Linked DNA regions of Homo sapiens: region 2 is linked to region 1. A link is a loop called in an ENCODE intact Hi-C map of the cell type or tissue named here. Cell type or tissue: A673. All regions are shown on one strand. Each heading gives the region's core, and the rest is flanking DNA. Links, peaks and the distances in the headings are about the cores only. Region 1 has its middle 210 kb from the start of PLXNA4-AS2. Region 2 has its middle 140 kb from the start of PODXL.

Region 1 (2,918 bases), core at 224-2,723:
AGCCGAGCGATCAGAACTCCAGCTGCTGAAAAGAGCAAAGCCACAGAATAAGGAGCTGAAGCTGGCAGATGCCCATAGGACAGGAGGGGTCAGCTGAGCATGGTGGTGCATGCCTGTAGTCTCAGCTACTAAGGAAACTGAAGTGAAAGGATTGGTTGAGCCCAGGAGATTGAGGCTGCAGTGAGCTATGATGGCACCACTGCACTCCAGCCTGGGTGACAGAGAAAGACCTTGTCTTTGAGGAAAAAAATTAAAAATTGAAGATTGAAGCGTATGAGGTTTTACCCTCCCTGCAAGCTAACCAGTTAACCTGCCACAATTTCATGGGTGCTAGCAGAAGACTCAAGGTATTCTAGGTGAGGGACAAAGGTCTCTCTTATTAATAGCAATAGCCAGGATGTCACCATTTGCACCAGGTCCCCAAGGCTCAATTTCCACAGGAATAAAGAGGGCTATGTGACACCCACACAATCAGTGGATTGAGTCACAGAAGAAAGCCCTGACAACTGGGAAACTCGAATCAATTTCTATCGGGCAATTATTAGCCGATTGTAATCCATTCTAAACCTGCCTGACCTTTGTCCTAGAGGGAGACATAATCGTTATACTGGACAGTAAATCAGCCTCCCCCTTTGCAGTGCAAAGAAAAACTATATCTTCCAAAGGTGTTTCCTATATAAAAATCACTCAAAAGATATTTCAGAACAAAAGTAATCAGTACCTCTGCGCACAAGATGTACAGAAAAACAAGACATCAGATGAGAACCATCTCCCAATAATGGTTACACAGTGCATGGCTTCAGTGAAAACTTCTACTACCAGTAATGTCAATAAGTAATTTTGGGGAACTGACAGTATGAGCAGACAGAAGGTAAAATATCACTGGGCTGGGTATATGAATATAAAAATCAAACATACGCTTATAGGTGCAGTGGTTCCCCTTGGTGTCTATAACCAGACAATACAGTAACAATTATGCTCACCAGGAAGGATAGGTCAGATAAACCTTTCAAGCGTTGCATTTGATCATAGAGCATCTACACTATATCACTTGATATGGCCCCACGGACCACTGGGGCTGTATTGATTTTTTTCCAATATCTTTTCTCTTCATTCTTCAGATTACATCATTTCTGTTTATTTATCTTCAAGTTCAATAACTTTTTCTTTTCTCATTCCAATCGACTGCTAAGCCCATCCAGTGAATTCTCTAAATCAGATCTTCTTTTTTAGTTCTAGCATTTCTATTTTGTTCTTTTTTTTTTTCCTTTTTCATTTCTCTGCAGCAATTCCTCATCTGTTCATTAGAATCATATTTGACTTCAAGTTCTTACACATTTTGCATTTACTGTGTTGGGTTATTTCTCTATGGACTTCTTTTTCTCTTGGCTGTGGGTTATATTTTCCTGTTTCTTCCATGTCTGATAGTTTTTTATTCTGTGCCGGGCATTGAGAGTGATACGTTGCAGAATCTTGGATTCTTCTTTCTCTGAAGAGTGTTATTTTCATTCCAGCAGTGACTTCAATTGACTGGACTCAAACTCCAAATCCTGTCTCTCCTGCAGGGGGCAGCACCAGAAATCTCTGCTCAGTTCTTTCAACCTTCCAGTTGCACTTTTTGCTGGGGTCCTTGGTGCCAAATTCAGGGGTCCTCCAAGAATTTGGTCAAAGTTTATATGTAGATTTTGGGGCTCCTTCTTCTCTGGACCCCTTCTCTGAGATTTCCACCATGACTTTGTAGTTGTTCTGGCTACCGTGAACTCTGTCTCCTGATGCTGCAAGCGGTGCTTCTCAGCTTCTGCCAGGACTCCAGCTCTATGTCAGGTTGAGTGCCTGGGAGTGGCCTAGGGACTAAGCCATAAACGTGAATCTCTCCCTGCACAGTTCCCTACTTTCAAGAGTCAATTCCCCTCTAACCATGCCTGTCTTTGATCCTTCTCCAGCTCCTTCAAATTGTTGTTTTTTTAATATTTTAACTCGTACACGAGTTAGTCTACTAAAAGCGGTTTTACCACTACAGGGAAGTGGAATCATTCCTTATAGTGCTTTCGAATCCATTTCTTTCTACACTGTACTGTTAAAATGCTATACATTATTCCATCATATTGGCCATTATATCAAACAAAACTTATGTAACACTTAACTATTGGTAGACATTTAAGATGTTTCCAGCTTTTGATATAATAAAATTTGTGGTTTCCAGAGTCAGGAGTTTCCACTGCAGGAATTACACAAGATAATTCCTTTTGTTTGCTGGGAAACATACATATTAGTATGTCTTTTTGTTTCTACTTAACTCAACTTTTAACATATCTATTTCATATGTTTACAAGTTCTATATTATTATGATGCTACGCGTAAGTAATTTATTAAAAATATATAGATAGATTAGCGTACATGCTTAATTTTACTTAGTTGTTTTTTACTGATAGGGATATATGACTTTAAAGTCTGGAGGGTACTATTATGAATAATGCTTTAATGAGTATATATATATTTGGCATAATACTTATTATTTACTCAAGAAATTTACTCAGAAGTAGAATTGCTAGATCAAAATATGCGCATATTTTTAAAATTTCTGATTCATAGCATCAATATTTCAACTAATTCTCCAGAAGGGCTGTACCAATGCACCCTCAAAGCTGCAGAATGTGAGCGTATACTCTCACATCCATAATCTGCTAACACTGACTATAGTTAGTGGAGTTTTTAATCCCATATTTAAAAGTTTTATAGATGAATAACAATATTTTGGTTTAATGAGAATATCCTCCTCTACGCATGGAGTTGAACATTTTTCATATAGTAACCATGTTAAATTTCCTTTTAAATTGCCTGTTTATTTCCTTTGCTTTGTTCTATTAAAATAATTCATCTTTTATTTAAAAATTAATTTAGGAGCTCTTTCTATAGTA
Region 2 (2,918 bases), core at 184-2,683, 360 kb after region 1:
TGGTCCTCTGTCCTCTGGCTCCATCGTACTCTCCCCTGTCTGTCCCCACATGTGGACCCACCAATGGTTCTCTTTAGGAGGGAGGAGGGGCTGGGTGCGGTGGCTCACACCTGTAATCCCAGCATTTTGGGAGGCCAAGGCGGGCAGATTACCTGAAGTCAGGAGGTTCAAGACCAGCCTGGCCAACATGGTGAAACCCCGTCTCTAACTAAAAATACAAAAAAATATTAGCCAGGCATTGTGGTGGGCACCTGTAATACCTGCTACTCGGGAGGCTGAGGCAGGAGAATCACTTGAACCTGGAAGGCAGAGGTTGGGGTGAGCCGAGATGGCACTCCAGCCTGGGTGACAGAGTGAAACTCCATCTCCAAACATAATAAATAAATAATAAAATGGGAGGGAGGAGTGAGACTATTCCTAGAGCCCAGAAACACCCCCTCCCTAACTGAGGGAGAGAGAATACACACCTGGTATGTAGTAGAGGCTCGATAATGTGTGATAAACCAGTGAGTGAATGAATGAACACTGCAGAATGAATAATTAAATAACAGTACGCCTGGAAAGCTCAGGAGTGCAGAGAACAGAACCCTGACATCCTCACCACAGGATCTTCTGCAGCATGGAGTACTTCTCAGGTGCGAGCAAATACTGTGTTCAATCCCTGCTTTCTGGGGAGAGGGAGCTTGCGAGAGAGGCCCTGCATCACCCAGGAAAGCAGGGTGACCTCCAAGGCACAGGACAGGGCTGGCCATTGTTTCAGATGGCAGAGAGGACAATGGTGCTGAGGGGCTCCACCCCACCTTGAGGCCCCCCCTCAAAAACTCCCTCTAGGCAAAAAACAATAACAGAAACTCTAGATGCAGGTGAGTTGATCTTTCCTCAAGGGGTTGCAAGTCCCTAGAGACCCTGGGCCAAGCCCTTTGTGGTTGCAGGCACCGTCCTGCAACATCATCCTGCAATGCTGCCAGATGCTGAGTGGCAGGACCCATCACTATGAGTGGAACCTGGCACCTGCCTCCAGTCTCAATTCAGTGGCGCTGACAGCCATGTCCTGAGGGGCCCAGGAATCCAGAAAGGGGAAATGGCTGAGCCCAGTGCAGGGGCTTCCAAAAGCTAGAGCAGCTGGGAGCCGGGGTTCATGTCAGGAGTTTGAGTGCGGTCGGAGGGGGCTGAAGAGACAATGGTGGGGGCACAGAGGACAGCCCCTCTGGTCCATGCAAGGTCAAGAGGGGCCTGGGTGGAGGCTGAGAGCCTGCCTCAAGGCCCGCTGGGTGGGTGTGCCCTTGTCATTGTTACTACCCGGGCTCAGCAGGATACCCTAGAGGACCTGGCCAGTGGAATCCATCCCATCCTCTGCGTTCATCTGAGCCACACCCACGGTCCCCCCCACCGTGTGTTACACAAGCAGCCCCTGAAGGCCACCTTGGCCTCCCCATTAGCGTCACCAGGACAACTCCCCCTCTCAACCCCTGCTGCCCAAAGGAAATCAGCACGTGTTTCCAGGCCTGGCCCCCACGGTGGCCCTGCCGCATCAGGCCCTCTGCTCATCGAGCGCGCACACGCGGCACAAGTCATTAAGACATTCTCGACCTGCGACCGGCAGGCACACACCCACTCACAGAGGTGGCCTCATCGGAGCCCAGGGCCGTGGCCGGGAAGCGCCGGGAGGGTCCCAGGGATGCGGTGCTACTGCCCCCTGCTGGCAGCTTCTGGAACACCGCGGGCTGATGACAAGACAGAATACGCAGAAAGGCCTCCTCCCTTCCTCCACACAGCTTTACAACAGGGAACATTCAGGGGTGCGGCCCTCAGTGGGGACGTGGAACTGGCTGCGGCCAGAATAACTCCCAGTTTGCAGAGAGGGAACGGGCAGCACAGAAAAGGAGAGCAGGGGGAGGAGGGTGAGAGATGGGAGCTCGCAAGCCAGCCTGAAGAGTAAGTGTATACACGCCCCTGCCATCTGCACTGCCCTTCCCAGGTTACAGAGCACGTTCATGTTCACTGAACATCACAGCTCTTCCAGACGACCCTGAAAGGCAGGGGCAGGGCAGGTAGGGTTCCTTCTGTTTTTCCAGTGAGATCATGGAAGCCCAAGGAGCTGGTATCCCTCAACTACAGTGGCACAACCAGGTGCTGGGCTGCACCCAGCATAATGTCTGCCTCTGCTCTGATGTGTGATATTGAACAAGTGTTTCTGGGCCCCTGTGGTGGCCCCAGAGCATGAGAATTTGTTCTGACAAAAACTTCCTCTACCCCCAGAGCCAGACCCAACCTGTTGCCTGGTGACAGGCAGGTGTGGGCGGGGAGAGGCTGGGTCTAACAGTGGTCTGTATTCTCCATAACAGACTGGAAGGCACATTAAGTAGAGATAAGCAGAGGTCTGAGAAAACGTAAGTATTGTAGAGCACAGAGGTCCCGCCCCAGCGTAGCAGCTAGACAGCCCCTAGGATGCTGAGATGCTGGGCTAGCCCCCACAGCAAGGCTGGAGTTCGGATGGTTGATCATTTAACCTTGTGCTCCTGTTGCTTTCCAAGTGTCCGGGAAGAGCCAAGGTCCATAGATAAAAGCAGCCACAGCCGGGCACAGTGGCTCACGGGGAGGCCAATGCAGGTGGATCACCTGAAGTCAGGAGTTCCAGAGCAGCCTGGCCAACATGGCGAAACCCCGTCTCTAATAAAAATACAAAAATTAGCCGGGCATGGTGGTGGATGCCTGTAATCCCAGCTACTCTGGAGGCTGAAGCAGGAGAATCGCTTGAACCCAGGAGGTAGAGGTTGCAGTAAGCCAAGATCACACCACTGCACTGCAGCCTGGGTGACAGAGTGAGATTCCATCTCAAAAAAAAAAAAAGAAAAAGCCACACACCCTGGGTGTGCAACAGGCTGGAGTTGGACTCCTTCTTTTGATGATGGAACCCT

Evidence for each region. A loop is a pair of places that touch in the nucleus more often than their neighbours do. Peaks named below come from ENCODE experiments on the same cell type or tissue, not always from the same donor. Only the 100,000 strongest peaks of a DNase experiment are listed, where the experiment ranks them.
Region 2: it touches region 1 in a loop (13-fold over the local background); 25 of 110 quality-filtered maps call a loop at or near these places.

Annotation. Positions count from the first base shown.
Region 1 is chr7:132,048,555-132,051,472 of GRCh38, reverse strand. No RefSeq gene overlaps it. Among named protein-coding and RNA genes, the nearest start is that of PLXNA4-AS2, 210 kb to the left of the region's middle. In A673, for the core only: CTCF peaks have their summits at 1,349 and 1,556 (motif pointing right); a DNase peak (open chromatin) is centred at 1,562; H3K27me3 peaks cover 966 bases.
Region 2 is chr7:131,691,007-131,693,924 of GRCh38, reverse strand. No RefSeq gene overlaps it. Among named protein-coding and RNA genes, the nearest start is that of PODXL, 140 kb to the right of the region's middle. In A673, for the core only: a CTCF peak has its summit at 1,686 (motif pointing left); a DNase peak (open chromatin) is centred at 1,674.